Regions from separate parts of the Homo sapiens genome. Here regions 1, 2, 3 and 5 are each linked to region 4. A link is a loop called in an ENCODE intact Hi-C map of the cell type or tissue named here. Cell type or tissue: dorsolateral prefrontal cortex. All regions are shown on one strand. Links, peaks and the distances in the headings refer to the core of each region. The heading gives the core; the rest is flanking DNA. Region 1 overlaps APBB2 (amyloid beta precursor protein binding family B member 2). Region 2 overlaps APBB2 (amyloid beta precursor protein binding family B member 2). Region 3 overlaps APBB2 (amyloid beta precursor protein binding family B member 2). Region 4 has its middle 12 kb from the start of NSUN7. Region 5 overlaps APBB2 (amyloid beta precursor protein binding family B member 2).

The links. A loop is a pair of places that touch in the nucleus more often than their neighbours do. Peaks named below come from ENCODE experiments on the same cell type or tissue, not always from the same donor. Only the 100,000 strongest peaks of a DNase experiment are listed, where the experiment ranks them.
Region 1: a loop joins it to region 4, with 4 times the contacts of the local background. A loop is called at or near these places in 26 of 110 quality-filtered maps.
Region 2: a loop joins it to region 4, with 14 times the contacts of the local background. A loop is called at or near these places in 26 of 110 quality-filtered maps.
Region 3: it touches region 4 in a loop (7-fold over the local background); 74 of 110 quality-filtered maps call a loop at or near these places.
Region 5: it touches region 4 in a loop (7-fold over the local background); 18 of 110 quality-filtered maps call a loop at or near these places.

Annotation. Positions count from the first base shown.
Region 1 is chr4:40,833,441-40,839,904 of GRCh38, reverse strand. All of the region lies in intron 12 of APBB2 (amyloid beta precursor protein binding family B member 2), which reads left to right. Among named protein-coding and RNA genes, the nearest start is that of NSUN7, 87 kb to the right of the region's middle. RefSeq lists an enhancer at 3,564-4,133. In dorsolateral prefrontal cortex, for the core only: no CTCF peak of the experiment used is centred there; a DNase peak (open chromatin) is centred at 2,664; H3K4me3 peaks cover 524 bases; H3K27ac peaks cover 653 bases.
Region 2 is chr4:40,840,458-40,846,921 of GRCh38, reverse strand. All of the region lies in intron 12 of APBB2 (amyloid beta precursor protein binding family B member 2), which reads left to right. Among named protein-coding and RNA genes, the nearest start is that of NSUN7, 94 kb to the right of the region's middle. RefSeq lists enhancers at 5,471-5,972, 6,124-6,223, 6,244-6,333. In dorsolateral prefrontal cortex, for the core only: CTCF peaks have their summits at 1,239, 2,975 and 5,554; DNase peaks (open chromatin) are centred at 1,221 and 4,513; H3K4me3 peaks cover 1,134 bases; H3K27ac peaks cover 2,327 bases.
Region 3 is chr4:40,895,251-40,901,714 of GRCh38, reverse strand. All of the region lies in intron 10 of APBB2 (amyloid beta precursor protein binding family B member 2), which reads left to right. Among named protein-coding and RNA genes, the nearest start is that of NSUN7, 150 kb to the right of the region's middle. RefSeq lists enhancers at 3,829-4,123, 3,829-4,329. In dorsolateral prefrontal cortex, for the core only: CTCF peaks have their summits at 3,704 and 3,914 (motif pointing right); a DNase peak (open chromatin) is centred at 3,954; H3K27ac peaks cover 380 bases.
Region 4 is chr4:40,734,593-40,741,056 of GRCh38, reverse strand. No RefSeq gene overlaps it. Among named protein-coding and RNA genes, the nearest start is that of NSUN7, 12 kb to the left of the region's middle. In dorsolateral prefrontal cortex, for the core only: CTCF peaks have their summits at 3,758 and 3,958 (motif pointing left); no DNase peak of the experiment used is centred there.
Region 5 is chr4:40,921,368-40,927,831 of GRCh38, reverse strand. The region is part of intron 10 of APBB2 (amyloid beta precursor protein binding family B member 2); the gene reads left to right. Among named protein-coding and RNA genes, the nearest start is that of NSUN7, 170 kb to the right of the region's middle. RefSeq lists a silencer at 3,706-4,000. In dorsolateral prefrontal cortex, for the core only: CTCF peaks have their summits at 3,124 (motif pointing right) and 4,091 (motif pointing left); DNase peaks (open chromatin) are centred at 3,131 and 4,031; H3K27ac peaks cover 728 bases.

The DNA of each region.
Region 1 (6,464 bases), core at 427-5,426, 99 kb before region 4:
TCACCTGAGGTCAGGAATTCGAGACCACCCTGGCCAACATGGCGAAGCCCCGTCTCTACTAAAAATATAAAAATTAGCCAGGCATGGTGTCACACGCTTGTAATCCCAGCTACTCGGGAGGCTGAGGCAGGAGAATTTCTTGAACCTGGGAGGCAGAGGTTGCAGTGAGCCGAGATGGCACCACTGCACTCCAGCCTGGGCAACAGAGCGAGACTCCACCTCAAAAAAAAAAAAGAAAAAAGAAAAATCCCTCATGGATAAGGAGACAGTATTTCAAAGTAGGCTTTTTGTTTGACTTCTTTTTCCTCATTTATAATATGGTACCTACCATTTATTGAATGCCTATCATGTGCCAGCCTTCACAAATTCCCTCAATAAAACATGCCATGTATTTGACCTGAGCAACTGTGATTGATGTGAAAGATGTTATCAAATTGTGGATACTTGGTAAGGAATCCCAACAACAGAGAATTGGTGAGAGATTGAGTGTAATGTGACTCTTAACAGAAAAGGACAGGTGAGTTCCTGCCAGTTACATGGGCTCTGGTGCAGCTGACAAGGTCAACTTGTTCTGTGCCACTCCAGAAAGCAAAACTAGATCCTACAAGCAGAAGTTACAGGGAGGCAAGGTTGCGTTCATCATTTAGAAAAAATATATTTTGAGCCAGGTGTGGTGGCACATGCCTGTAGTCCCAGCTACTTGGGAGGCTGAGACGGGAGGATCGCTTGAGTCTAGGAGGTCGAGGCTACAATGAGCTTTGATTGCACCACTGCACTCCAGCCTGGCCGACAGAGTGAGACCCTGTCTCAAAATAATAAAGTGAAAAATAGTATATAAAAATGTTTTAAGAAGACATATATATATTATTCACTGGAGCTTTCCACCAACAGAACAGGCTGATTTATTAAAGAAACGAGATGTCCTATCATGGAAATACTCTAGGTACCACCTGCTGGTGCTGCTGTGAAAGGGACTTTGAAAAGTTAGCCTGAGTCACAGCTAAGAGGTCTGTAGATGCCTTTTGGAAGAGAGGTAAACACATAAGCAAATTCCACTTACACTACGAGAGTTGCACAGGAGAGATTTAGGGAGAGAATAAGTAGTTCTGGCTATTTTTTAAAATAGAGCCTGCTTTTGCCAGGCATGGTGGCTCACGCCTGTAATCCCAGCACTTTGGGAGGCTGAGGTGGGCGGATCACTTGAGTCCAGGAGTTCTAGACCAGCCTGCCCAATGTGGTGAAACTCCATCTCCACTAAAAATACAAAAATTGGCAAGGCGCGTGGCTCACGCCTGTAATCCCAGCACTTTGAGAGGCCGAGGCAGGCGGATCACGAGGTCAGGAGATCGAGACCATACTGGCTAACTTGGTGAAACCCCATCTCTACTAAAAATACTAAAAATTAGCCAAGTGTGGTGGCACGTGCCTGTAGTCCCAACTACTCAGGAGGCTGAGGCAGGAGAATTGCTTGAACCCGGGAGGCGGAGGTTGCAGTGAGTCGAGATCACACCACTGCACTCCAGCCAGGGCGACAGAGCGAGACTCCGTCTCAAAAAAAAAAAAAAAAAAAAAAAATTAGCCATGTGTGGTGGTGCACACCTGTAATCCCAGCTACTCAAGAAGCCAAGGCATGAGAATCACTTGAACCCAGGAGGTGGAGGTTGCAGTGAGCCGAGATCATGCCACTGCACTCCAGCCTGGGTGACAGAGCGAGAATCTGTCTCAAAATAATAATAATAATAATAATAATAATAATAATAATAATAATGCCCACTTGAATAAAGAATCATTTATTCATTCCATAAAGATGGATTAAGCCCCTATTGAGTGATTAGAATGCTATATAACTGAGAATATATAAAAGCAATCTTTGGTCCTTTATATTTTTTTAATTAAGAAATTTGAGGCTGTCAGATAAGATGTATTAACACTGTCATTTTTCTCCAGCAAAACTCTATCTTGGTCCTCTGGGAGAGTAATTACTGAGGAAGACAGCCAAAAAGACAGGAATGAAAAGAGTTGGAAACACCAGGGCTCAGTAAGCAGGTGGCAACAGGTACTTGATTCCTGGTACTAGCTTCTGTCACCATTTAAAGAAGAGACACAAGAAACTATAGCTATAACCCTTCCACTTCCTGGCTTATAAAAGAAAACGCAATGATTCTCATGACTGCAGGCGTTAAATGGAGTGAGACTCCATGTATGGGCAGCAGATGGCTCCTGGCCTAGCCTTGTAAATGGCTAGGGTATGGCATGAGCTGGAGCAGAGAGCAGAAACGGGTCTTGCTGCCAAGTGTCAGACAGATCGTGTCTGATGATCACAGGTGGTAGAATTTCAGATAACCACAGGTTCCTGGGAATCTAGAAGCTGTTGGAAAAACTGGGAGTGATGTTCTTTCTGGCCCTTGGAGATCTTTTGGGCCAGCTGTGTGGTTTTACAGACGAGATGCTGAAGCCTGGACCCTGCGTGGCTGTGTGAGGCGCCCGGTTAATGAGTATGGCTCCCAGCCTGTCTGAGATGGGACCCTCCTGGTGCTCTGGAAGCCGGAAGTGCTAACGGAAGGATAGCCCTCAAGGGCTCCCAACCTGAAGGCTCCTCAAAGGTGCCTGCAGTGGACCAGCCAGCCCCCGTGTCCCATGCAGCAACAGAGCTGGCTACGGGCCCTGCCTGCTTGGCTGCCTGACGCCTGATGGCCATGTGGCACCCGACACACTCTTTCCTCCCCAGCCCACATGCTCGGCCTGAGCTGATCGCACCAGTTTAGGTTTGCACAGTCTGTCAGGAACACTCTGAGTGTGGAGGTGTGTTTACTACAAAGCAATTTCTTCTCCCCCTCAGAATACAAGAAAATCAAGGACCTACCCTGTTGCTCTTACGTATGACCACAGTGGCCTTTAGCATCATGACACTGGGATTGGGGAAAAACCCAGCTGTGTAAAAAACTAATGGGTGACATTTTGATCACTGTGGAAGCCAGCTGATGGGATATAGAGTTTGTTTACTATCTTCTCAATTTTTATGTGTGTTTGGAAAGTTCCAGAAGGAGAAGAGTAAAAAACAGAAAGGAGAGAGATGGATGAACTCTGTTCTTTTAACTCCTGTACTCCTCAGGCTGGGCCCCAAACTCCTTCTCCCAGGTAAGGGTCCAGGAGGCCAAGGTCACTGCAGACCTCCCTGTGGCTGAGACCACCTGGCCTGTCTCCCACTGTTCTGGAAAGCTCTCTACCCCTTTCCCTCAACCCCCTTTCTTTGATATCTTTGGGACCAGCCTCTCCTGGGCTTCTCCTGCCCTCTTCCCCAGCAATTTTTTTCCCACCTTCTCATTGGACCTCCTGCCTCAAACAAGGCCTCTAAATGTCTTTCTTCCCCAGTCGCCAGGCCTTGGTTTGACATGTTTTTTGTTTGTTTGTTTGTTTGTTTGTTTTTGAGATGGAGTCTTGCTGTGTTTGCCTAGGCAGGAGTGCAGTGGTGGAATCTCAGCCTACTGCAACCTCCATCTCCTGAGTTCAAGTGATTCTCACACCTCAGCCTCCCAAGTAGCTGGGATTACAGGTGCACACTACCGCACCCGCCTAATTTTTGTATTTTTAGTAGAGATGGTGTTTTGCCATGTTGGCTAGGCTGGTCTTGAACTCCTGACCTGAAGAGATCCACCCGCCTTGGCCTCCCAAAATGCTGGGATTACAGGCATGAGCCACCGCGCCCGGCCAGCTTTGTCTTTTCATGCTCCACACTCTCACCTGCTCCCCCGACTTCACCCACCTCCCAGATCCATGTCTCCTGCCCAGACCGCAGGCCTCAGTGCAGGGTCCCAGCACCCACCTGCTTGGTGGGCCTCGTCACCTGGTGCTCCTCAAGCACAAGCACCCCACACGTCTTGTCCACCCTGGAGCTCATCAACTTCTTGCACCAAACCAGCCCTCCTTCCCTCCCCCACTCCAGTGATGGGGTGCTTAGCTGTCCTAGCAGGGACCCCAGAGTTATTCTTAATCGCCTCCCTCATCCACGTCTCTCACACATCTGCCACTCCTGCCAGCTATCCTTCCAACACCTCTTCCATCTGTCTCCTCTGCCCTGTTCTCGCAGATGCTGATTTAGCCTGCACTTTGCTCATCCCCCTGCGCTGGACCACCGCAGTGGCCCCCAGCAGTCCCCTTCCCTTGGCCGGCTTTCTCCCACCAAACAAATCACATGGGGTCACCTGTAATATTGCAAGACTGGGATGGCTCGGAGTAAGGGCCAGTCCTGGCAAGACACAAGGCACTGTGCAAACTGAGTACAGACTCCCGCACAGCACCCCTGCAGCGGCACCTGAGCCTCACCACAGTGCCTGGGGCATATGCATAGGGCAGCTGGGAGTTCTCGCAAACAACTGGGGGGCCTTCTGACCTCCCTGCCTTTGCTCATACCTGTTTCAATGTTCTTTGAGCTGTCTGCTGCCTTCTTACTGTGATGAGGTCCTTCTTACACTTAAAGAAGCAGCTCAAACCTCATTGCCCGTCTGTAACATTAGACGGGCTTGCAAGGCTGGAACCTTATCTGTTTGAATTTGCCTCACTGGTTCCTGATACATAATATCAGCTAGAAGGTGCTTGTAGAAGTGAATTGAATTTTTTTTTTTTTTTTTTTAGACGGAATCTTGCTCTCTCACCCAGGCTGGAGTGCAGTGGCGCGATCTCGGCTCACTGCAACCTCCACCTCCCGGGTTCAAGCGATTCTCCTGCCTCAGCCTCCTGAGTAGCTGGGACTACAGGCGCCCGCCACCACGCCCGGCTAAGTTTTTGTATTTTTAGTAGAGACGGGGTTTCACGTGTTAGCCAGGATGGTCTCGATCTCCTGACCTCATGATCTGCCACCTTGGCCTCCCAAAGTGCTGGGATTACAGGCATGAGCCACCGCGCCCGGACTTTAATGAATTGAATATTTTAAAAAATATCAGTCTTTAATACCACACCATAAAATCCAAACGGCAGTTGCATTCATTTCCTATTGTTGCTGTAACAAATGGCCACAAACCGAGTGGCCTAACGCCACGCCACTTGATTCTTTTCTGTTTCTGGTGGTCAGAAATGTCAAATCCCAGTGTTGGCTGGGCTGTGTTTCTTCCAGGGGCTCTCGGGGAGAATCCGTTTTCTTGCCTTTTCCAGCTTCTTGAGGCTGCCTGCATTCCTTGGCCCCTGCCTCCTGTTCTTTCCCTTAGGAAGAAAGTGCCTCCCGCCTTCCCTTGTGAATTTGCGGGGCCCACCTAGATAGTCCAGAGTAACATCCCCATCTCAGGATCCTTTGTTGATCACATCCGCCAAGCCCCTGTTGGCATGTAAGGGAACATAGCCACAGGTTCCTGGGATGTGGGGAGGGATCATGACTCTCCCGCAGCAGCCCTTTTCAGAAGTCAGGTGCCAAAAAGGCAGGCTTTTCACACAGGCAAGTGATGCTTGGATTTCGTCTTAAATCAATGAAATTCGATCGCTTGTATGTTTCATTGTCCATAGATGAAGTCGCTCCACTGGTCTGTGCTCTAGGCCTGAAAGAAAGGCCTCACTGCCTCTTACAGATCTCCATATTTAGGGACTTGGGATATGTTACATGAGAGTGAAATGGGAAATGCACAAATCTCTTGACCTCTACAGTGAGGAGAAGACACCTGTTTTATCCTGGGAAGTGATGAAACCTCTGGAGGGTTAGTTACCGGACTCACCCACCGTCATGGACTGACAGATTGCTGCCTCCCTAATCTATTAGCCTCTACCTTGGAGGAAACAACAAAAGATAAGGCTGTAAAAAAAAAAAAGTGAGAATTCCTCCCAAAAAAGCCTGAGGCTGCTGAGTTTCTCCCTGGGGAAGCTGTGGGTTCCAGATGGTTGCCCTTAAGGCATCAGTCACCTTGCTCTGCGCCAGAGGAAAATGAAGATTAATAATCATAATTTTTTAAAGTTAAGCCTAAAAGGCTGCCTATGAAAGAACTGAGGCACAGAGGGCACAAAGCCGAAGTTCGATAGGAATAATCCATTGCTTATTGACCAGGACCTGTTCATCCGCCGTGTCGGTAACCTTGGGATGTTGCACGCTGGGGCCTGCCAGCCACCATGGAGAGGCTGATGGATCTTGGAGGCTTCTATCAGAGAATGTCAGAGCCGGGGAGGGACTTGGAAATCATGTTTTTCAACCCCTTCACTTAAAGATGAGGTGAAATTCCATGCCCAGGGTTGTATAGCTAAGTGGAAGCAGGGCTGAGACTCGAATGTGGGTGGCCAGAATCTCAATGCCTGGCCCTTCTGGCTGCTGCTGTCTCTTAGAGGACAGACACAGGTGACACCTGTAACAGTAACTACAAAAAGGTATGATATAACGACCTCTTCTTTGTAGCACAGAATGTAAATACCGTGGGCATTTTGATACAAGCAGGGTCCTGGGGCCAGAGGACCAGGCGGACCGTTGAGCTGGGCTAGGCTGAGTAGATGGG
Region 2 (6,464 bases), core at 681-5,680, 110 kb before region 4:
AGATGAAAGCTGAAGCTCGTTAATTCTTGCTTAAAGTCTTCAAAGATGGACTTTTAAAAATACTCGTTTCCTGGTTGCTTTTAAATATCCTTTTTCCCTCCTCCTCATTAGTAAGCAGGCTGGTAACTATTGTGTCTTCCCTCCAATGGCATGAGAAAGTCCTTTGTTTAGAATAATGTGCCTTGAATTTCAATAACCTCAACCACTTTAACTCCTGGCTTTACACTTCTAAGTGCTGGAAGTCTAACTTTCCCATCATGGCGCTGCTGGGCAGGACAGTGAGGTGGGAGGGGAGCTTGCTTTGGAAAGGAAGGCACACTTGGTCAGAGACGGTTGTTCATGTCACCGGTTGATCCTGGGAAGGATAGAACCTTTCCCTGAGATGAATTCTCTAAATATCAGCCAGAAATCAGATGGTAAATTTGCATAAATTCAGTATTCATTTCAGTTCAGAGGCCTTTCACCTGCGGCATGTAGATTCTAAAGGGACCTGGGATTGAGTTTCAAGAATCACTGAACTGTTCCAGCTCTGCCCCCTTCCAAAATTGTGTATAAAATTGTGAGTCTGTGCACTTTTTTTTTTTTTTTTTTTTTTGGAGTGTTTTCATCCGAGGGCCTTGATCCAAAACAGGTCAGGAACCTTTCCTTTCTCCTCGTGGAGCTCCCCTTCCCTCTCTCACATAGTGATTGGCCTGGCCTGCACTGTAAGGCCATACTCAAGCCGCCATCCTGTAGGAGCTTTATATGGATTAAATAATGGAATTTTATGGCACTCTCAGGACCTGAAGGCCTCTATGATTCCCATTTCACAGATGAAGAAACTGAAAAACAAAGAGGCTAAGGGCCCTGACCAAGGGCAGACAGCTGATAAATGACACACACACACACACACACACACACACACACCCCACTCACACCCACCCACCCACCCACCCACACCCACCTACCCACCCCTGAAGCTGGAGGGAAAAAATAAACTGTCAGACTCAGGAGCTGGTGCAAGAATTTTCATGATGTAAAGTTTTGCAGTGTTTACTTCATTGTCCTGTGGATAATGGTGTGATGTGTGCTCAAAAGGCTAGAGAGATGGCCAGTGATGAAAGACAAACATCAAAAAGAAGCATGCAACAGAGACTTCTGCAAAAATGGAGTGAGAAGTCTACTGGCAAGTCCTTGCCTCGCGTGCTCAGTTTGTGAAAAGTGGACAGTTGTGCGCAGCATGAGAAGTAGGTGGCTGTGCCAGGGAACAGGAGATGGCGTCCTCTTCCAAAAAGCTGGAATAGACATTGTCATTCTGGTGTGCTGGTTTTTTTTTTTTTTTTTTTTTTTTTTTGAGGAATTTCCTTTTCATTTGGATTCCAGTTACACATGCCAGGTACTTCTGTTATTTCAGGCTTATATTAATGAAAACATTGCCAATTACTCCGGCATTTATTTTCCCAAGGAACAGCCACGGAGAGCATGCTGATCAGGCAGCCTTGGGATGTGCGGCTCATGTGGAATTAATCTTGGGGTTTAATTCTTCCCACTGGCATCTTGTACAGCGAGAAGGGAGTAGACTTACGCCTGGCACTAAATTTAGCCTTCTCCACTCTCAGACTGGTTTGTCTTGTGCAGAAGCCCAGCTTTGGACTGATGTTTTCTTCCCAGCAAATTTACAAGGTGCTGAATTGGTGGAGCTGCTGGCACTGTCTGTGACTCTTCTGGGTTTCTGAATGACATTTCAAATATCACTCTGCGGTGTCTTATTTATGGCTGGTTTTCACTTTGATACTTAAATCAAGCAGTGTTTATTAACTCCAAATGAATTAACTGTGTTAAAAGTTTGCAGTAGCATTTTTTCCAAGTCTGCTTTCAGGGAAAAACACAGTAGCTACATCTTGATGGTATGTTTTTAAGTGAATCACTAGCAGTGGATCTGATTTAAAATATCCAAGACTACAATAATAATTATACACAAAAGAAACAGGTTGTATTCTCAGATTGTTAGATTTTTAAAGTTTTTGTCACACACTACAGATAGGCTTTTTATTAAAAATAAGAAATTGAAAACATTTGGTGTAATTAAAAGCAAGTCAAAGCACTAACATATCCTTTTCTGATAAAAATCTGAGCACTAAGAAGTTCCTAGCACATCCATTCTGAGATTAGGAACCCAAGAATTAGGGAGGTTGTGTGACTTGCATAATGTTACCCAGCTGTGGATTCAGACTGGGACCAGCATCCAGGTCTCTGGGTCCTTTGCTGATCTTGTAAATTGCTACCCAAGCCTGGCTTTGATAGGTGGAACCGAGTAGCACAGAGGGACCTGAGCCAAGGGGTGACTCTCCAGCATCCTGTATCAGCTGGGGTCCAGCAAACCTGAGCAGAGGGCCCCTGCCACTCCCCCAGGTGACTGTCCTTCCGTGGGAGACAGTCCATCTCAAATGCTGCCCAGCACAACCCAGCCGAAGAGATGAAGCTATTGGATGACACAGTGATAATAGCTGTTAACGTTGCAGGTTATTGCAGCTTTGTTACATGCCCAGCACTCCCATACACGTGTCGTCCCATTTAACTTCATGCTTATAATGCCCCTGAGCATTATGAGCATGAGCAGGTGTCCTTATCCCCTCTTCAATGATGAGGAAACAGGTTTTGTGGGGCATACCATGTAACACAGTGTGCCTGGCACACAGAGGGGCCCTGGAAATCTATGTTGGGTAAATAAAGAGAAGGTAAGCAGTGTACTTGAAGGAATGTGGCTACCCATCTGGATTTGAGCACAGCTGTGTCTGCCTCTTCAGCCCAAAGATCCTCTTAGGAATTTTTAGCCACCTCTTTCCCTACAAAAGTTCACCAAAAGAGAGGAATGTTCCCTGTTCCTCTAAAACCCTAGGTTCTTGGCCAAACCCTTTGGCCCTACCTTGAATACCTGTGCCTAGGGACTGTGTTTGCCATTTAGGAGACAAACCATTAGGGGGCTCTGCAGGACTGTGTAGAAGGGTGGAGTACCCATCATGGGTGCATCTAAGACTAGAATTCGAGTCCTGCAGCCTACTGTCAAACTCTCTTCCCCATGTAGTAGCTGTGTGACCTTGGCCAAGTGTCTTAGCCTCTCTGAACTTGTTTCCTCATCTGTCAGAACAGTAATACTGACCTTGTCCAGTTACTGTTAGGGGCCAAACAGAGCTCAATAAAGGGTAATTGGTGGCTGGTGTTACTGTAATCATTAATATTAGTCCTGTTAACTGCCCTGGGGCATGCTGATCACAATGGCTTTCCTTCAGTACTGAGGTAGATATTTGCATATTTTATCACAAAAGTCAAATGTGCTTATTGTATAATTTTCAAAGAGATAAAGTAAAATCCTCCATAATCCTCTTTCCATATTACAGTTGACAGTTCGGGTATTATATTCCAAGTTTTTTACTGTGTATATATTAAAATACACATGCAAACATTTTGTTGTTTTTATAAGACCATGCTTGTTTTATAAAAACAGCTTGGCTTTGTTTTTGCTCCACTTACTAGTGTGCCATGGTCATTGTTCCGCCTCAGGGTGAGCAGCTCTTCCTTTCCACTTAATGACTTTGTGGTTCACTGTCTGGTGCACTTGGCGTTTCATGCCATGATTTTAGCTCCATCCCTGCAGGGCCCTGCTGGCCGCTCCATGACCCTGGCCATAGAGTGCCCGAGAGAACGGGTTTCTGTAAACATTGGGTTTCTTCCTTTCCTCCTCGTTATCTATCCAGTGCTCCATGCTCTTCGGTCTAGTTGCTCTGTGTACGGTGCATGCAAATCGGCTGTGACAATGCCAGAAAGGAATGGTGTGAGCACCATGGGTCAGGGGATTAAGTGACTTCATTAGGGTCCCAGGCAGCTCAGGACAGCTCTGGGTAGCTCAGGGAGGGAACTCCAAGAGTGTGGCCCCAACCAGACTTGCACTGTGTTCCTCTCTCCGTTCCATTCCTCTCTTTCCTGGGACGTCTCTGATCTCTCCCCCATTGAGCTGTCATCTCCTGTCTCTCCCACTTCCCACCCGCCCTTGACCTGTGCTGCCTCCCTCCCTCCCTGTTGCCCTGTAAGGATGCATCTCAGGAAAAGTGCCTGGATTCCAGTGATGTGGCTCTGTTAATAGAGTGTCAGGAATGTCGGTAAAACAGGTAAGGCTATGTCCATGCCGTTGTTTCTGTATGTTTTTTATTGGGAGCAGGTGGAACTGGAAAATGAAGACACGTCCTCTGCCAGTGTTTACTGCAAACAGTTTCCTGTATTTGACTGTGATATTTTAAGCTTGATTACCTCCCCCAGTTGATATGTTGCCTCTGTAAATTCAGCTGGCATCTCTTGGCTTCATCATAATGTGGCTCAAAATACACACTTCTGGGTGATACAGTTGACCTAAAATAAGCACGGAAAGCCTATTAATTGCTGCAGAGTTGGGAAATTAGATGAGCTGTCAGTGCTCAGACTCGCTGTTAACGGGGCTGTGTTATTGGCGGGATGCCGTGTGAATGCTAACGTGTTGTTTCTGCTCTGTTCCCTCACGCCTTCCCGGATTCAGAGAGAGGTAACCGGCCGATTTTCACTTCTCCCCCCTTCGTGGTGTCTTAACGTGTCTGGCAAAGCTCACTTGCTTTCTTCATGTCGCATTGCCATCCTCACAACCATCCTTGTCTTTGAAAGGCAGAACTTTTGTTTTGTTTTGTTTTGTTTCGCCTCTTATCACCAGCATTTAAAACAGAGTCTGGAATTGCATCTGCGTTCCTCATTCTCTACTGTGTTTGACCCTGGTTGTGGAAGGTGATGGGCTGAGTGATTAAGTCTAACACCAATGTGGTCACTCACTAACGACTGAGAAAAATCTCATCAGTGTGGCAGGGAGTGAATGTGATGGAAATAGGTTATGTGCCATGTTGTAGAAGGAGGCTTTTCATGCTTCTGGAAAAATTAATATCATGGCCGGGCGTGGTGGCTCACGCCTGTAATCCTAACACTTTGGGAGGCCGAGGTAGGTGGATCACTCGAGGTCAGGAGTTCAAGACCAGCCTGGCCAACATGGCAAAATCTCATTTCTACTAAGAATACAAAAAATTAGCTAGGCGTGGTGGTGGGCACCTGTAATCACAGCTACTTGGGAGGCCTAGGCAGGAGAACCACTTGAACCTGGGAGGCAGTGGTTGCGGTGAGCCAAGATGGCACCACTGCATTCCAGCCAGGGTGACAGAGGGATACTCTGTCTCTAAATAAATAAATAAATAAATAAATAATATTAGTGCTTATATTACATATTCTCTAGAATTTGATTGGTAAGGGTTGGCACTAGGCTACTAGCCTAGCCAGAAGCACTGATTCAGTTTCAGTGTCAATTATTAGCCAAAATATATGGTCCTCCCTCTCCACCACAAGAAGGATAGAACCACAGAAAAGACATACCTATGAAACAAGAGATTTTGACCTCAGTTGTGTTTTTCCAATGCTCTGCATGTCCGCCTGCCCGTTTGATTGATTGGGGACTTTAAGCTCCATGATTCCATAGCTCTACCACTTAATAAAAACTCCACTTTTGATGGAATAAGGGAATTTGGAGATAATTCTCCTTGAATGAATGATGGTGGTTCCTGCTGGGCAAAGCGGAGAGACACGAAGGCAGATCTCCTCTTTGTGTCGGAGTTGGTGTCATGTAACCTCCCTGCCTGGTTGGGAGCTGGAAGTGATGAGTCCTCAGCTGGTATTTCCTGCCACACTGGTGTTGTGACTGCCCTCTGCTGGTGGCTGTTTTCCCCTGTGATGTGCTGCTGTCATAGTCCAGTGGTTAAGAGGGAGAGACAGCATAGAGTGGGCGGTGACACCTGCAGGGCTGGTCTTCCAGAGAGTGTGATTAGGAGAATTTGCAGGTTTCACTGACTTTTTAAATCACTTTGAGGAGACCCTGGCGGGGGCAGGTGGTGGAAAGTTCTGGAGGATGAGGGCTGTGCATGTGGATGTGAGCTCCTTCATGTAAAATAACAGCCAGTCCCATCAGAGTCAATGGGGAGGACATTTTCAGGTGTTCGCTAGTTCCTATCCTCCTTGTTTATGTGAGTGTCCTCGCTGGGAGGCAGTTGCTCTGAATATTAACACCAGGACCCTGTTCTAGAGAGGGCTACAGATTCTAGTTTGCCCAAGCCACCTCGATAATTGCAGGTGGTAGAATTTCAGATCTGCTATTTACACACTGTGTCTCATGAGCGTGCCTGGTGAAGAATTCCCTGCTAAGCCTGTGTGTTTACCCAGGTGACGAGTACCTGGGATACTCCTTTCGGAGGCTAAAAAACTTAGCATCTTTTTAAGCTTGCAAAGAAGGAGAAAGTAAGTTAAGCTTACCAAGCGAGAGCCTGAACTTTGTGAAATTAGTGATGCCTGCATGTGATACATGTGACATTGGGTTAAAAAGAACAGAAAACCAGAGTCTTACATGTGTGTGTTTTGCGGGGGGTCAT
Region 3 (6,464 bases), core at 795-5,794, 160 kb before region 4:
AACATGGTGAAACCCCATCTCTACTAAAAATACAAAAATTAGCTGGGCATGGTGATGGGCGCCTGTAATCCCAGCTGCTCAGGAGGCTGAGGCACAAGAATCGCTTGAGCCTGGGAGGCGGAGGTTGCAGTGAGCCGAGATCGTGCCAGTGCACTCCAGCCTGGCAGACAGCGAGACTCAGTCTCAAAAACAAAAAACAACAACAAAAAAAACCCTGAAGTCAGCTGATGAGTCAGCCTGCCCTTCTGAAGAGGACAGAGCACCCCCCACCCCCACCAGGCTCTGCATCTCTCCCTGTCCCCCACCACCTAGGGGTATCTTTATTGATGCTCAGTCATTAATTGTAAAAACAAAACTAGATTGGCATAGCTGGCTATGATATGTCAGGATTGGGGGATCAGAGACCTTGAGAAAATAGTGGCCACCTTTTCTCACCTATTTCCTTTGGGCCAGGCCCTTTGCAAGATTCTTAATCTAAGTCATCCCATTTCATCATGCCAGGACCCTATGAGGTCCATCCTGTTATCCTCATGGCAACAGATGAGGAAACTGAGGCTCACCAAGATTGAGTAACCTGGGTCACACTGCTAATAAGTGGCCGACCTGAGATTTCATCCCAGAGTTAGTGGCTTCAACATCTGGGCCCCAAGCCACACTGTGCTGGGCCCCTTCTCCCATAGTTGCACCTTACTCTTCTTGATCCATGTCCACAGAGCTGTGTGACCTTGGATGTGGCAGCCAAACGAATATGCCCTTCCAGTTTTTTGAAATACTACCTAGGGCAGAGTGTTTGGTCTGTTTGTCCCATTGATAATAAGTCTCTGGTGCCTAGCACATGGTAGGTGTCATAAATATTTGTTGAATGAATGAATTAATCTGTCCTGTAAGGCTCAGCTCAATTTCATGTTTTTAAGAAACTGTCCATCACTAACTCTGAATTAAAAAAAAAAAAAAAAAAGCCCGGGCTCAGTGACTCACACCTGTAATCCTAGCACTTTGGGAGGCCCAGATGGGCGAATCACTTGAGGTCAGGAGTTGGAGACCAGCCTGGCCAACATGGTGAAACCCTGTCTCTACTAAAAATACAGAAAATTAGGTGAGCGTGGTGGTCTGCGCCTGTAATCCCAGCTACTTGGGATGCTGAGGCAGGAGAATTGCTTGAACCCAGGAGGCAGAGGTTACAGTGAGCCAAGACAGTGCCACTGCACTCCAGCCTGGGCAGCAGAGTGAGACTCCATCTTAAAAAAAAAAAAAAAAAAACCTCCTTCCGTGAGCTCCCAACCCATGTTTGTGCCTCAGTGTATCCTTCATTCATGGTCCGTGCTATAGATTGCTGCTATGTGTCTGCTCTGTCACAAGCTTCTCAAGAGCACGAACTTATCTACTCTCAGATACTCTCAGGTAACTCAGGTGTATCTACAGGGAAGAATAGGCACTCATCTCTGTAGTCCTCCAGGACCTAACAGGCACTCAGGAAATGTTATCATCGCGAATACACAGTTGTTATTGTGCTGCAGGATAATTAGGCTTGAGTGGTAAATGATTCCCATAGATGACTGTTAATTAGGATTACATTTGTAGTGTCGGGCCACATTTTAGCTTTTTGATGTGAACTCTTTTCGTTTTCTAACATCTGTAACTTAACGTTGTTATATGTTCTGGTACCATTTACCTTTTGGTCACTGTCTCTCAACAGTCACAGAGCAGCAGCTGTGCCCTGGGTGTCGGATATGCTCCTTCATGGACATGAGCTCATTTTACCACTGTCTTCTTTGGTCCTGTACCCCGAGGCTGACTTTCCTGGTTACAGGCAAGGCCTGTATCCCACGGCTCACTGGCTCCTGGCCCCTGGTCTCACCCCTCACTGCATCCCCTGCCCCACCTGGTCCCTGAAGGAGATCCCCCAGTTTTCTGACAGCATGCTCTCATTTTGCTGCTTGCATTAAAGCCCAGAGAAAGGAAAAGGACAGAAACCTAGAAATTCAGCAGGAGAAAAGAGAAATGGAAGACAGGAAAACAAAAATTGAAATAATAGTATCTTGCGGAACCAGAGAGAACGAAGTCCATATTTGCTGAGGGCCTACAATGTCCCAGCCACTTGCCCTTCTTCATTTCCTTATCACTGTTCAACTGAGTAACCTTAGATGCCTGGAGGCTGAGCATCCACTGATTGGAATATAATTCGAACCCAAGACCATCTGGTCATAGATACCCAGGCTTTGCTCTGTGTTCTGCTCCACGACACATGTTTTAGGGAGAGGTCCTCTGCAGGTAGATGGCTGTATTATAAAACTCAGAGATAGAAGCTGCACACAAGATGAGTGTTCCAACTAAGATAGGATGACTCAATTCCACTGTGGAAGAAAAGAGAACAAATGGGAGAGAAGGGGGCCCAGGTCAAAAGCTGTGTCCCTTCTGGGTCAGCCATGACCCAGATCCCTTAAATGCCCATAGTAACTAACAACAATAACAGAAGCAGCAGCAAACTCGAATTTAGCCCAGTTAATCCTGACAACATTTGTTGTGAGACAAGTTATTTTTAGTACCCACATTTTATAACGAGGACATTGAGACACAGACAGGTTAACTAACTCACCCAAGGTCAAAAATGGTAAGAGGCAGCCCTGGGATTTGAACCTAGATTTTACTTTCAGTCTGAGGAACCACATAACTTAGGGTAAAGAAAGGAGCCATCTGTCTATAGCAGTGGTTCTCAAGGTGTGGCTCCCAGATCACAACTTCAGCATCATCTGAGAGCTTGTTAGAGATATAGATTCTTGGGTCCTACCCAGACCTACTGAATCAGAAACTCTGGGGAAGGGGCCCAGTGTTCTGTGTGTGTGTGTGTGTGTGTGTGTGAGTGTGTGTGTGTTTCTTTTTTCTTTCTTTTTTTTTTGAGATGGAGTCTCACTCTGTTGACCTCAAGTGGTCCGCCCACCTTGGCCTCCCAAAGTGCTGGGATTACAAGCATGAGCCACCATGCCCGGCCTGTTGTGTGTTTTAAGAAAGCCCTCCAGATCATATATTCGTATGTATCGTGGTCTACAGTACATCTCCACGTGCTGGCTTTGGCTGAAATCTGTTAAACTAGAGAAATCCTTAAAATCCACTAATAGAAAAGAGTAAAAGTTTATCAATAATAATAATAAAAGCCGGATGCTGTGGCAAATGCCTATAATCCCAGCACTTTGGGAGGCCAAGGTGGGTGGATCACCTGAGGTCAGGAGTTTGAGACCAGCCTGGCCAACATGGTGAAACCCCGTCTCTACTAAAAAGACAAAAAATTAGCGAGGCGTGGTGGCGCATGCCTGTAATCCCAGCTACTCGGGAGGCTGAGGCAGGAGAATCGTTTGAACCTGGGAGACGGAGGTTGCAGTGAGCTGACGCCACGCCACTGCACTCCAGCCTGGGCAACAGAGTGAGACTCCATCTCAAAAATAATAAACAAACAAAAAATAATAATAAACATTTGCGAAGTTTTGACTGTCTGCCAGGCATGATGCTAAGCATTTTACCAGCATTATCTTCTTTGGGCCTCGCACATGCTGTAAAGTATAGGTGGCATTATTATTTTACAGATGAAGAGACTGAGACTTAGAGACCTGAAGTGACTTAACTCAAAGTCACCAGCCAGAAAGTAGCAAAATCGTGACTTGAATCCAGACTCCTCTGATGACACGGTTCTACCCTGAACCATTACTCTTTTGCCCTTTTGGTTAAGAACTATTGAAGAATGGGCATAAGTCAAAGTGTATATGTTGATTTTTTTTTGTTAACTTTTTTTTTTAAGTGGCAGATGACTTGATTAAATACTTTGAGCTCTTCCCATGCTCCAAGATGAGCATTTATTCCCAGAACTGATTACGCCCGGCATCCCTTCCTGGGTTTAAGGGAAAGTGGTGGTGGTTATGAACCTTCCTGGCCACACGGGGGCAGCACCAAACATTGCAGGTTGCTCGTTTCTGCTCCCTTCTTTGGGAAGAAGCCAAGCTGGCCCCTCGGGCGGAGCTGCCTAGTCCCGCTTACACCTGTTTCCTCTCACTTAAGCCACATGGAATGGGGTGAAACTCTTCAGATGAGAAACTAAATTAAAACAAGAGCAGGGTTACCCAAGAAAAATGATTTTAAATAAACTCACTATAGTAATATGTCAGGCTTATATTCATCAGTATGACAAAACAATTTTTTTTTTTTTTGAGACGGAGTTTTGCTCTTGTCGCCTAGGCTAGAGTGCAGTGGCGCGATCTCGGCTCACTGCAGCCTCCGCCTCCCGGGTTCAAACGATTCTTTTGCCACGATTCTCTTGCCTCGGCCTCCCGAGTAGCTGGGATTACAGGCATGTGCCACCACACCTGGCTAATTTTTGTATTTTTAGTAGAAACGGGGTTTCACCATGTTGGCCAGGCTCGTCTCGAACTCCTGGCCTGAAGTGATCCGCCTGCCTTAGCCTCCAAAAGTGCTGGGATTACAGGCATGAGCCTGTTTGCCCACCCGGCAAAAACAGTATTATTAATGTGCTGGGGTGAGGTCGGGTGATTTGCATATTTTAGCTAAGAATGATACTCTGGGTGTTCAGTGAGCTGTTAGATCAAAATATTTGTCATCTTGGATTCCAAGGAGAGAAAACAGCCAGTATTCTTTTTTACCTTCTTTGTTGTTACTGAATTCTTTTGAGCAGTCCTAGGTTGTAGGATTTTATAGTAGACAGCTGGAGACAGTGGGAAAACGCATTTCTGACTTCTGGTTTGAAGAGTATTATCTCACAGTAACATTGCTGTCTTAGGGCTCACTCCAGCCAGGGTCACTAAGATGCTCTCCTGGTGGCAGCTTCTGTGGGTCTTGAACCCCATTTCCACAGTACCCTGTCCAAGCCCCAGTTTCCATGCCAGAAGCCGAATTCACCAGAATTTTGACTGAGGTGATCATATGATTTATTGTCTAACCCAGGACACTTTTTGAGAGTAAAAGGAGCTGCTCTGAATAATTTTGCCAGAATGACAGGGATACCCCAGAACTATTGAGGGGAAAATTGGGACATGTGGTCACCCTAATACAAATCTCTCATTTTTCCTTCTTGATTATTCAGTTAAGAGTTACATGACACTGTATTTATTTGCTCATTCATTCAACAAATGTTCAAGTGTTTTTTATTTTCTAAGTTCACTACTTATATTATTTTCTCCTCATGAAAACCCTCTGAAGTAATTATTATTATTGCTCCCATTTTTACAAACGAGCAAAATTGGGACTTAGTAAATGACTTGTCCAAGGTCCCACAGTACATCAGAGAGCTGAGATTAGAATGCAGGCTGTTCCTACTCTTGATCCACATACGCTCAGAACTGTATTGAGTTCTGGGTGCGGTGGCTTACGCCTGTAATCCCAGCACTTTGGAGGCCAAGGCAGGCCAATCACTTGAGGTCAGCAATTCAAGGCCAGCCTGGCCAACATGGTGAAACCCCATCTCTACCAAAATACAAACATTAGCCGGGCACGGTGGTGTACACCTGTAATCCCAGCTACTTGGGAGGCTGAGGCAGAAGGATCACTTGAACCCAGAAGGTGGAGGTTGCAGTGAGCTGAGATCATGCCATTGCACTCCAGCCGGGGTGACAGAGCAAGACCCTGTCTCAAAAAAAAAAAAAGAACTGTATTGAGGTCACCGGCTGTTTATCCAGCCTTGTTTATCATCCTAACACCATCTGACATTGTCCCCCAACAAAAATCTCAGAGGCATATAGCAAAGTGGTTAAGTGTAGGAGCCCAGAAGCCAAACTGCCCAGGTTTGAATCCTGGATCTACCACTCACCAGCTTTGTGCTGAACCCAGTTTCCTCATGTATAACATGGGTACAGTAACTTAGTATCAACCTCAAAGGGTTGGGGTGAGGACTCACTGAGATAATACTTTTGACATTTGAATAGAGGTGGTAGGAGACAAGGTTGGAATGGCAGGCCAGGGGAGTCAGCTGGGACACTGTGATTTTACTGACTAGGGCCTGGGTTGGGAACCGACATGGGAGAGAGGTTAGTGGGCTGCACAGCACTTTCTGGAGAGCAGGGCCTGGGCACTTAGGGATCAGACTGGCACAATTGTGCGTTTTCATAAAGCAGCACGTTTGGTGGAGTGCTTCTGTGGAATATCCAACACATCCACCTGGAGAAACACACTTTGGTCTGAGACTGAGGGAGCAGAGCTGCGGAGGGGCAGGCAGGCCAGGCAAGACCTGGCTAGCTCTGAATTGGCCACAGCCAGCTCTGGCACCCGGGACCTCCTCTTCACCATCGGGCTGGTTCCCTGCAGTGTGTATACATGTGCAGAACCTTTCCCCAAGATTCAGACTCCTGAGTAGCTTCTGTGATTGTCACGGGGACTGCCTTCTCTTTTTGGTTTCTTTGTGAAAGGCACCTTGTGCACCATCAGCAGAGTGGCTGCTGAGGTGGTCACACTTCTCCTCTGGGACG
Region 4 (6,464 bases), core at 966-5,965:
GCACTTTGGGAAACAGGGCTATACTTTCCTGTTTGATTGCATGTTTCATATGTTTTTTTTTTTAAATGGCATTTTAGATAATATACTGTGGCAACTCTAGATATCAGATGTTCCCTGCCTGATCAGGTTTTGTTATTGTGCCTCTTGCTTGTAATTGCTGTTGTTGCTGTGTTATTGTTTAGTGACTTTTGTGAATTAATTCTATAAATTCTGTATTCCTTGGAGTGTGTGGTCATTGAAGTCTCTTCTCACTTAGCCTAGTAGTCAGCATATGATTGATCAGAAATTTTCCTATATGCCTAGAATCAATCTATCTACCTAGCTATTGATCGATTGATCGATCGATCTATAGATATATGTGTGTATGTGTATATATATACATATACATACACATATACACACACAGATAGATGGATAGATAATGGATCTATCTTTCTATCTATTCATAATGTCTGTATATACATATATATATGTACAAGCACACAGACTGATAAACTGTGTGTGTGTGTGTGTATATATACACATTCATATATCAACATATATACGTAGATATGTATGTTAGACATATTGTTTAAATAAGTATTAAACCAACTATTTGTATTGTTTGTATCAAATTTTCACTAAAGGAAATCTTAGTTCTATCAGAAATATCTTATTTTCAGGCCAGGCATGTTGGCTTACACCTGTAATCCCAGCACTTTTGGAGACCAAGATGGGTGGATTGCTTTGAACTCATGAGTTTGAGACCAACATGAGCAACATGGCAAAACCCCAACTCTACTAAAAATACAAAAAAATTAGCCAGGTGTGGTGGTGCATGCCTGTAGTCCCAGCTATTCGGGAGGCTGAGGTGGGAGGATGGTTTGAGCCTGGGAGATGGAGATTGCAGTGAGCAGAGATTGCACCATTGCACTGCAGCCTGGGTAACAGAGCCAGATCCTGTCTCAAAAAAAAGAAAGAAAGAAAAAAGAAATCTTATTTTCAAAGACTAAGATAAAATTTATTATTAATCACTGACATTTCTATTCATATGTAAATGAAGCACTATAATGCATGACTTCACTTAATCCCCTTTTTTCTACTTCGTTTTGCCAATAATTTTTTCACAAATTTATTAGCCCAACTATCTTGAAATGAATGTTTTCAGAGGAAGGAATTCTAATGTGGTGAAACCCAAATATAAATTGCAATATTTACTTACCAAAAAAGGATAAATATATTTAATTTTCTAAAGTAGGAGAAGAGATTGTTAAAAGGAGTTTTGAAAAAAATTAAGAGTATATGTTTGAACTTCATGCTGAAGTAAAATTCCTGTGAAAGTTTCAAGGAAACTGAAGGGTTAAACACTATAAAATGCTAAGTGGTTCTGTTCTTACCTTAGGGCTATATTTATATATTCATAATAAAATTAACTTTGGTCATTTTTCTAGTTAATTTGATCAGTATCTATTGTTGGTTCAAATAATCTAAGGCTTAAAATGAATTTTTTCATTGTCATTGGATTATCTAGATCAACCATTTTGCATTGCTGATAACTAGATTACCTAGATAAACTAGATAAATGCCAAATCTGTAATTCACATTCTGTTAATAGATACCACCTGTTCATAATGTCTCCACTATTATGAACTCTATTACAAATTATTTATTGTAAGTGTTCCAAAGCTTTGTAAGAATGGATCAGATCTCTCTTAAGTAAACATACTTTTCTCTATATAACATAATGCCTATTAAGTATCGTTCCCATAAATTCAGATGATATCATGATTAGCTCTTTAAAAATATAACATTGATCTCATATGCAAGAAAAAAGTTCATAAGATATTATAATATTCTAAAAGATTATAAAGTGTATATTAAATATAAAATATAAGCCCTTTTCATCTATGTTTTAAAATCACTTTAAAATTTTGAATCCTTTTAAAAAATTATTATAATGCTGGGTGCAGTGGCACACCTATAGTCCCAGCTACTTGGGAGGCTGAGCTGGGAGGATTGCTTGAGCTGAGGAGTTCAAGGCTAGCCTGGGCAATAAAGTGAGACCCCATCTCTCTATATAAATAAATCAATAAATATTTATTAAGAGAAGAATATTAAACCAGGCTTTTCAGTGACTCATTTAAGATTTCTTAATTTTTTAAGACCCAGCAGGATTTTGCCCTTGTTTATGTGAAAAAGAGTTAGAGAAATACTCTTTTTATTATTAAAAGTTTTTTTAGAGATTTAAAAAGATTATTTAAATTTGTATTATGAAAACTTCTATCAGATTAAGTGAAGATTTACTGAACATCTACTATCAGTAAGACAAAAATAAGACACAGTTCCTAGTCTTGTGGATACTTACAGATGCAACGGGGTGGGCAGAAAATTATAGTGCAGTATAGTGATACTGGTGCCTAAAGGGCCCAATGGAGCAAACAGAACCTCTACCCCAGATTTGGGAGAAGGGAGCAGGAAAGGTCTATTTAGAAAAAGTCACCTGATAGGCCAGGTGTGGTGGCTCACGCCTGTAATCCCTTTGGGAGGTCGAGGCAGGTGGATCACCTGAGGCCAGGAGTTTGAGACCAGCCTGGCCAACAAGACAAAACCCCATCTTTACTAAAAATACAGAAATTAGCTGGGCGTGGTGGCACGTGACTGTAATCCCAGCTACTCAAGAGGCTGAGGCAGGGGAATCGCTTGAACCTGGGAGGCAGAGGTTGCAGTGAGCCAAGATGGTGCCCTTGCACCACTCCAGCCCGGGCGATAGAGCGAGACTCTTGTCTCCAAAAAAAAAAAAAAAAAAGAAAAGAAAAAGAAAAGAAAAGATCACCTGATAGAACCTATAGCCTTCAGTAGAAGTTTGCATCCAACCCATGGCAACTCACCAGTAGAGAGTGAGCTGGAGAAACATATTTCTGATCTCACTTTTCCTGCTCTCCCCATCTGCTGCAATATCTACGATTGGCTGATTCCAACCCACAGTCTGAGAGCAAGGGAGCCCTTTGATGCATTCCATTCAGGGCACCCTCCTGGGGCACAGAGCATTGGAGGATGGAGACCACTTCTAATATGACATATACACTCTTTTTGTGAATGCCACATTAAAATAGTGCCCTTCACATTGTATGAGAACATTCTAGCCTAATTCGTTTGCAATGCAGGAAAGCCATTATTATAGAATAATCATGGTTTCTCAGCACATTCTTTGAAGGATTCTATTAAACCAGTGTGGAACTAAGAATGAATAGTATACGACAACAGTTTTTAAAAATCCAAAATTGAGTTGTACGTTATGTATTAATAGAAATGTGGGAAATGCAACTTAATTATTATATGTTTCTTGACGGTGGTTCCTGAGTTTTTCACCGGAGCCTAAGCTTGATTGTTTTTGGAGGTATTCTGGCATTAGCAAAGGGTTGGTAAAATTGTGGCAGATCTAAAAATTCCACTGAATCAATTATTTCATTGGGAGTGTTGGGTGTGTGCTTTGGAGTCAAAACAAAGCTCATGCCTCAATGCTAAAATATTGTAGCAAATCGGACTGCATGAAAGAGGCAAAGGTATAGTTTTTATAAAGATCCCTAACCTGATGCTCAGCATACATAATCTAATGGGCATGGAATTCCTTCGCGAAATGTCAGAGTCACCTTATACTGAAATTATACATGTTGCCTTGGTATTTAAATGCTTGAGCAAATATAAAAGAAAAAATATAGAAAATTAAATTGTGATTTCTTTTTCATTTTAACATTAAAGTTAAGGATCATGAAGAATCGTATGAAATGATGGTAGAAGATATTTAATATTTTTATATAACTAAATAAAAATTATCACTGCCCCTTCCCCCCACCCCTGGCAAAAAATGAATCCAACCAGACCAGGCCAATCAAACAAACACTCAAAACAAAAGCCCTGAAACAATAATGACTTCTCACTATGTTTGGATGCACTGTTTCATTCTAAACTAGATTTGGGGAGCCATCTGCTGGCAAATTGGTAAGTTGTTTATTTTTTTTTTATTGCATGTACAGTTAGGGTTGCCAGATAATTTATAGGATGCCCAGTTAAATCTGAATTTTAGATAAACAACAAATAATTTTTTAGCATAAGCATGCCAATACAGTTCAGTATTTACTCCATATGCCAATGCTACCCTGTTTCATTTTTTATTTTTTTTGAGACAGGGTCCGGTTCTGTCACCCAGGCTGGAGTGCAGTGGCATGATCTCAGCTCACTGCAACCTCTGCCTCCCAGGCTCAAGTGATCCTTCCAACTCAGCCTCCCAAGTAACTGGGACTACAGGCATACGCCACCATGCCTGGCTAATTTTTGTATTTTTTTGGTAGAGATGGGGTTTCGCTATGTTGTCCAGGTTGTTCTTGAACTCCTGAGCTCAAGTGATCTGCCCACTTCAGCCTCCCAAAGTGCTGGGATTGCAGGCGTGAGCCGTAGAACCTGGCTCCTACCTGGTTTTAAATTTAGAATTATATGTTTCCAAGTGACTCAGAAAAAGGTTTTCTTGAAATCTGGATAGCATGATTATTTAGGATTGCTCAACTCATATGGTTCTATTCACACTGCTCCAGTTTGAACTGCTTGCCTTTCCCATTGAACCCTACATCTGACTCCTTGTCTATTCTCTTTTTCTTCTGCTTTCTCTATTCTTAATTGAGCTCTGCTTCCTAGCCTGTGTATTTCTTTTTTGCTGCTACATTCTCATGTTTAAGCAATCTGGGTCAATTACAACAGATAAATGAAAAACCAGAAGATAACTGTGTTCTGGTAGTACCTTAGTTATAGAGTCTACTTCTTTAAAAAAGTAAAATAAAAGGCAGACACATGCATATTTTATATTTGACCCTAAAAATGTCAATTTATTATCAAGCTATCTTGCTCTGACTGAAAAAATTAATAAATAAAAATTGACCAGGCATGGTGGCTCACACCTGTAATCCCAGCACTTTAGGAGGCTGAGGCGGGTGGATCACTTGAGGTCAGGAGTTCGAGACCATCCTGACCAACACAGTGAAACCCCCGTCTCCACTAAAAATACAAAAATTAGCCGGATGTGGTGGAGGGCGCCTGTAATCCTAGCTACTTAGGAGGCTGAGGCACAAGAATCACTTGAACCTGGGAGGCAAGGGTTGCAGTGAGCCCAGTGGCGCCACTGCTCTCCAGCTTGGGCGACAGAGTGAGACTCTGTCTCAAAATAAATAAATAAATAAATTTTAAAATAAAAAAAATTAGTTTTGTGTTTGAATTAGTAATATATTCACATACTCCTAAGTTTTTTTTAATACAAAAGGATATTCAGTGAAAAGTCTCCCATTCCTAACCTTCAGATACCCAAAAGTTCCTTGATGCAGAGGCACGCATCGTACTTGAGATGTATGTACTCAGCCATCTTGGGGAAGGACATTATTGTAAAGTGGAAGGATGCAGGAGGGTTGTCCCTCAGAAAAGAAAAAGTAAGACAGATGACAATAAGAGACCTTTCTTTCCTCATAGCTGTGGTTTTTAATGTAATGGCTTAATTTTATTTTGCCTATGGAGCAAATTTTTTTAAGTATTCTCTTAAATTTCAGTTGTGTCTGAACGATCTCCTACAGTTATAAAATTCAATTATTTAAAACCCGTATCATAAAATATCACAAGATGGAGATGTTGCTCCTTGAAAGTGGCAGTTAAAGTGGGTGAGGAAAAACATCTTTTTGTCTCTTTTTGGACATCTTTTTTCTTCTCTATCTTGCTCTCTGTCTTCAGTCATTCAAGGTAGTGAGAAACATTCAAAGCTCAGTGTTCAAATCCCAGCTTTGTCTCTTTCTGCCTGTAATTCTGAATTAAATTAACCTTTAGGAGCCTTATCGTCATCTATAAATTCAGGCTTATGCTCACGTTATGAGGATGAAATTAAATGATGTACTTGAGATGACAGTGCCCTCCAGCCAGAGCCCACCAGGAGCACAGCAGTAGTGGAACGAATTGGGTTTATTACTCATTGCAGCAAGGGAGAACACACACCATGGGGAACTGTGGGGCTTCTCAGTAAGAGGGTATCAGACCTACTATTGGATTCGGGCTGCGGTTGGGTGGTCTGTGGAAGGATCCAAGGAAGTAGGGGTTCACTCTGGATTGAATGCTGTCAGAATGCAGGGAAAGTCTATGACTGGGCATCTCAACGTTTATAGGGACAGTAGACTAGAGCAAGGCTAAAATTCTAAAGGTAAAGAATCACTAGAGGCTCATATTAGCTGAAAGAAGAGCTATTCGTGTTTTAGGGGTTGCACAGTGACCTCATTTTTGTCTGTGCTTAGACAAAATTATGAAGTGGTCTTGTTTTGTCGCACTTCCTCATGATCTCAGAGTGACTTGACTGGTGTCAGTGTTCTGTGAGATTGTTTACACGCAGCAGGAGAATAACTTGTCCTAGCTGTGAGCTCCCGGCCAGCTTCTGCTCCCACTCAGGCCTACCTATAAATTTT
Region 5 (6,464 bases), core at 906-5,905, 190 kb before region 4:
CTGCCACCTGGTGGACAATATTGAAAATTACATCTTTAAAGAAGAGGGGCTGGGCGCGGTGGCTCATGCTTTAAGTAATCCCAGCACCTAGGGAGGCTCAGGCAGGCAGATCTCTTGAGCCCAGGAGTTCGAGACCAGCCTGGGCAACATGGTGAAACCCTGTCTCTACAAAAAATGCAAATATTAGCCTAACGTGGTGGCATGCGTCTGTAGTCCCAGCTACTCGGGAGGCTGAGGTGGGAAGATCACTCGAGCCCAAGGAGGTCGAGGCTACAGTGAGCCATGATCGGCCACTGCACTTCAGCCTGGGTGACAGAGTGAGACCCTGTCTCTAAAAAAAAGAGGGGCAACATTTCATCTGGAATCAGAATTTCTTTTGCTTGGAAGTAACATTAGAGCCCATCTAATGGGCCTTTATTTTAGAGGTGAGAAAAATGAGTCATAGAGTTATTTGTGATAACAACTAGTTCTTGGTGGAGATGGCATTTGAAGATGGGTCTTCTGGGCCTCTGACCGCTCCATCCTGCTGTCTCTGTCTCAGTGTATAACACGTCATTTTCAATATATTTGTCAGGAGAGGTTTTTGGTACTGTTTTTAGAACCTTGTTCTTTGAAACACATAATTAAGGAAACGGGTAAGGAAGATTGTGCTGCCCCAGAGATTAAATTTTCTGGGTTTCAGCGTCCTCATCTTTCAAATGAATGTGTCATCAAATTAGAAGTCATTTCAGGTTCTGAGAAAATTTCAGATTTCAAATGAAATGTAGTAGCCCTGATCTGTGGCATCTGGAGATGAAATAGTCTGATCTGTATTTAAGTCTGGAGAAGGAAAGAGAGAGCGCCATGAACCAGGGCTGGCTCTTCTTTCCTGAACACTCACTGTGTGTGTGCCCTCCCCTCTGCCAGGCACTTACGTGCAATTTTCCTGCAAAAACAAGGCATTATAGTTATGTTTCCATATTGTAGATAAGAAACCGATGCTTAGAAGACGTCAATTTATCACACAGCTAGTAACTAATGGAACAGGGACTCAAACACAGATGCATTTGATTCCAAAGGCCAGGAAAGTGTCACGCCCACCTGTTCCCAGTTATCGCTTCTCTCAGCTTTAAGATCATTTTGGGGCCAGGCGTGGCGGATCACCTGAGGTCAAGATTTCGAGACTAGCCTGGCCAACATGACGGAACTCTTGTACCTACTAAAGACACAAAAATTAGCTGGGCGTGGTGGCACATGCCTGTCATCCCAGCTGCTTGGGAGGCTGAGGCAGGAGAATTGCTTGACCCTGGCAGGCGGAGGCAGAGGTTGCAGTGAACCAAGATCGCGCCACCGCATGCCAGCCTGGGCAACAGAGCAAGACTCCATCTCAAAAAAAAAAAAATCATTTTGGCAATTTGGGATTGGAGTAGCAGAGTTGTTGGAGGTGGGAATGGGTGAAGGAATTGGAAGGTCAGTGCTTGAGGACAGACTCCTTCTCACCCTCATCCAGACTTGTGGTCCAATCCTTTGCGGTGCTTTTCACACGTTACTGTACCTGTGGGCAAATTCTGATTCATTTGCTCTGGGGTGGGACATGAAATTGCATTTCTGTTAAGTTTGCAGGTGATACCAATACTGCCAGTCTACAAACAACACAGAGTAATAACATTATACAGTTGGAAACATGATAAAAAGAAGGCACCAATTTTGTGCAGCTTCTGCAGCGAAGTAGACATAGTCTTTCTATGCAGTATCTTCTAGTTCTTTTATGGCCATTTGCAACCAGTTCGCAGCTGCTCAGGAACTTTTTTTATTGGCACTGGATTTTGTGAAAGCTTTGTGTGCCTCCTTACTCTTTTGTTATAACTTACCTCAGATGGAGAGGAAGAGGAAGGAGATGAAACAAACCATCGGGTAGTAGGTTTGACGGAGCTTTCTGAACTGAATGGCGAATGGACATGAGATTCCAATATTCATCTGTGAGCTTTATTTATCTGTGCCCTCCCTTGGTTCCTATTAGCATAGATTTTCATGAAGTAATTATATTAGCAGCTACTGACTAGATTAGCACTAATAGATAAGCAGGAAGTAGTAGGGAAGTACCTTTTCTCATTCAGATTTATTTCTGGTCTGTGTAGCAAATTCATTGTCATTACTTAGCATTTATATGGGATGTTACAGCTGCATGTAGTTCTTATAATTGATTTTTATTCACGTGGTACAGGTTTCTTTCAGAAATCCTGATCTGTGTGGAAGTTTGGGTTTGATTTGCACTGTTGATTCATTCATTGAGTCAGAGACGTTTATTGAATGCTAAGTGCGAAAGGAGCATACATACTTAATGTATGGTGTGGTTAAGAGCATGGACTCTGGACCCAGACTGCCCGGGTTTAAAGCCAGGCTCTGCTGCTTACCAGCTGGATGACCTTGGGCAAGTTACCTACCCCCTCTGTGCCTCAGTTTCTTCATCTGCAAAATGAGGGTAATGATGGAGCCAACCTCACATGGCTGTTATAAACATTGAATTGACATACTATAAACACTATAAATATACATGTAAAGGTCTTGGAACAGTCCTTAGCACATAATAAGCATTCTTTATGCATTCGCCATTATACTGTTCCTACTACCAGAAGGAATGGATATGGCCCCTGCCTTCAAGTAATGGAGAAGAAACAAGCAAATTCAATGCACTGTACCAGGAGCTGAGCTACTGAGTCACGAATGGGGGTTGTTCCGGGGGCATATTCCATGGCTGGTTGAAAGGGGTGGCTCGGGTGGTTTCCCAGAAGGAGACGATACCTTAGCTAATAAGTATATTTGAATTGTCACTGGAGTTAGTGATTCCCTCTCCCCCCGCCACCATACTTTTCAAAAAATGTAAGTGTGGAAGCTTTGAAAATGATTTGATATGTAAATTTGTGTTCATTTTCAGCAAATGCTTTTAGGAACAGATCTGTTAAGATGAGGTCCATCTGTATTTGCCCAATACTGTGGATAACATTGTTTCTGTTATCTGTTCCTGCGTGCTATGTAGCAAACTGCACCAAAACTTCGTAGCTTAAAACAATTATTTATTTTGCTCAGGATTTAGTGGGTTCCAGAGTCTGGGGAGGGTTTGGCGGTGCAGTTCCTGCCTGATCCACATGGGGGCGGCCGGAGCTGGAGGATCCTCTTCAAAGATGGCTTCTTCTCCAACCTGCTTCCTGGCTCAGTGCTCCTCCTCACGTCCTCCAGGGCCTCTCCATGTGGCTTGGTCTTCTCATGGTGTGGTCTCTGGGTAGGCAGTTGTACTTTTTACCTGGTGTCCAGCTTCTAAGAAGCAGGAAGGTGAAGCCACCAGGTGAGGAAAGGCTCTTCTTGGCAATGGCAGCATGTCACTTCCACCGTATTCTGTTGTTCAGAGTTGTCAGACTCCACTTCTTGATGAGACGTGGCAAGTTCACGTTACAAGGAGCGCATAGGACGGGAGGTTTTAATGCAGCCATCTTTGGGAGGTACAATCTGCCAAACATGTCATTCCCACATTTCAGTCATTCAAAATTAGTGCCTTCAGTACAGGGCAGAAAATAGCAACATGGTTGAATCACGAAACCAAGGTCCAGAGCCAGTGATGGATATATCAAGTCCTGGCTGAATGAGATTCAGCCTCTCATGCATGGCTTTTAGGTTGGCATTCACAAGGGGAAAATAAGGATCATCTCATTCCAGCCTTAGGAAAAGCAGAAGGCGCAGAGAAAGTAACCTGCCCAAGCTTGCACAGCTGGTCGTGGCAGAGCAGGACCCGAAGCCAGGCTCCCTGACCCTTGTCCATCCTGCTTTTCCGTTGAGTGGTGCAGACACTCACTGCCATTGGCCTTGGCTGCTCATTTTGCCTCCTATCCCGGAGGACAGCTTTTGTGTTTCTAAAACTGTTTTCCTCCCTTTATTTGCCAACTCGGCCAAGCATAATGCCGTGTTCCTGGCAGAAGCACGGTGTTATTTCCCTTATTAACTTCTGGTCACTACACTTGCCTGAATGAGCGGTCGAGGAATTGGCAGCCGTGTGTGAGTCCCCGAGTTTTGAAGGGTGCTGTTGAAACAAGATGCATTGTTGTCTAACTCTTGGCAGCTGCGCCCTCTGATGGGCAGATGCCTGGAAAAGCTAATGAAGGAAAGGCAGACTTCCCTCTTCCCCTGAAGGAATGAGGTAGGAAACAGGTGAGGAAATGGGCACCAGCCAGCCGCGGTGGCAGCAGCCGCCATCCTGATGGCACCAGAGCGGCAGGTGTGTGAACCTGGCCTGGTGGGTTCTTGGCACAGAATTTTGGGCCATGAATAATCACAGAACTGAACAGCCTCGGGCAGGAGTAGCCATGGGACATCCATTCAGCAGGTCTGGGTGCTCCAGGAAGGCCAGCTGGTCGAGACCTGGGGGTCCTGAAGCTGGCATTCCAAGGCCATCTGGAAAAGAGCCAGCACGTCTCAGAACTTGTTCTCTCAGGCTTGCTGCCTGAGAGCTTAATGCCAGATACTGGTATTTAGATAGTGATGAAAACATTTCTGCTTTATTTGCAGTTTAAAAATTGATGGAGAGGCTGGGCACGACCGTGGCTCACGCCTGTAATCCCAGCACTTTGGGAGGCCGAGGCGGGCGGATCACAAGGTCAGGAGATCGAGACCATCTTGGCTAACACGGTGAAACCCCGTCTCTACTAAAAATACAAAAAATTAGCCGGGCGCGGTGGCGGGCGCCTGTAGTCCCAGCTACTCGGGAGGCTGAGGCAGGAGAATGGCGTGAACCTGGGAGGGCGGAGCTTGCAGTGAGCCAAGATTGTGCCACTGCAATCCGGCCTGGGCTAAAGAGCGGGACTCCGTCTCAAAAAAAAAAAAAGAAAAAAATTGATGGAGAACTGATGGTTTTTCCTACAGAACAATTAGATTAATTCAGATGCTGGCTGGGTGCAGTGGCTCATGCCTGTAATCCCAGCACTTTGGGAGGCCGAGCGGGGTGGATCCTTTGAGCTCAGGAGTTCAAGACCAGCCTGGCCAACATAGTGAGCCCCCTTCTATAAAAAAAAAAAAAAATACAAAATTTAGCTGGATGTGGTAGAATACACCTGGAGTCCCAGCTACTCAGGAGGCTGACGTGGGAAGACGACTTGAGCCTGGGAGGCAGAGGTTGCACAGAGCCGAGATTGCGCCACTGCACTCCAGCCTGGCCAACAGAACCAGATCCTATCTCAAAAAATAAGTAAATAAATAATTCAGATGCCAAGCCATTTCTAGCTAAGCCACAATACTTTGTCACTTATAGGATTCCTATTTAAAATCTCATCCAATTGTGAGGCCCTATAGCTAAGTCACAAAGATCAAGGTCTGAGTTCTCCCTCTGCTTCTGACTCGTGCTTATAAGAAAATCATTTCAGTAGTCAGCCTTCCACATTTTCAGACTCTAAACTGACACCAAGAGTGGCAGCTCTCAACAGCAGTCTGCAGTAGATTCATCTGTTCACTCGGCATGTATGTATTCAATAGCTAGTACATACATAGCAGGGTAGTAGATCAGTCAGACTGGGGAAGGAAACAAAATAATGCAGCAGAGACAATGCTAATATCATTTAAGAATGACAATTACAGTGCTGCTGGAATTGAAGAAGTAGCTTGCAACTGCACTGCAAGTTGGATTTCTGTTGCTTCATGTTGAAGCAGTTCGGTTAGATGAGTTCACTAAGCCCTAACACATAAATAATTTCACTTAGCTTTAGGAGACCCTCAGACTAATGATCGCTTCATGAAAGGTGTATTTAGTTGTTGAATCCACACATTCCTACCCCAGATCTCTAGCCAGACATGCTTAGTTCCCCCTCTGTTGTTGGCACCAATAGGATATGTGTCCCTTTCGATCCATGATGGTCTCATTCTCTCGGCAGACACGCTGCTCAGGAAGGGGCAGAAAGGTCTCCACCAGGGTCCCACTTTTCTGCCCCAGCCACATTACCAATGGTCAGGTTGAACTGCAAGCGACCCTTGTCTCTAGCAAAGCTGGAAAATGGACCCGTGTAAATGACACATGGAACCCAGAGCCGAAAGCATGTGATTTCTCAAAAAGTGCTTCTCCTGAGAGCCATGCTTTTTTCAGTTACGAGCTCAGATGAGATTGCAACCTAGAGCGTATTTGTAGAAAGTACTTAGTTTTTTTCTCCTCTTCACCAATGCAGTGGGCCAGTGTCACTAAATAAATAAAGCAAAATGCTACATCAGGCTCATCTCTTCTCTTCAGATATTCTTATGCATCTCACCGTGTTTTGGTTGAGAGCTAGAAACAATGGAATGAATGGGCATCCAGTGTCGACCTTCATCATTTGGCAAGAGTAGAGGATGGATGGAGAAGGAAATGAACATTTCTTCAGGTCCAGCCGTGTGCTGGTCGCTCTGCATGCATCTGTCTGATTCTCAGAACCACCATGCAGGGGAGATGAAGTTATTATTCCCATTGTACAAAC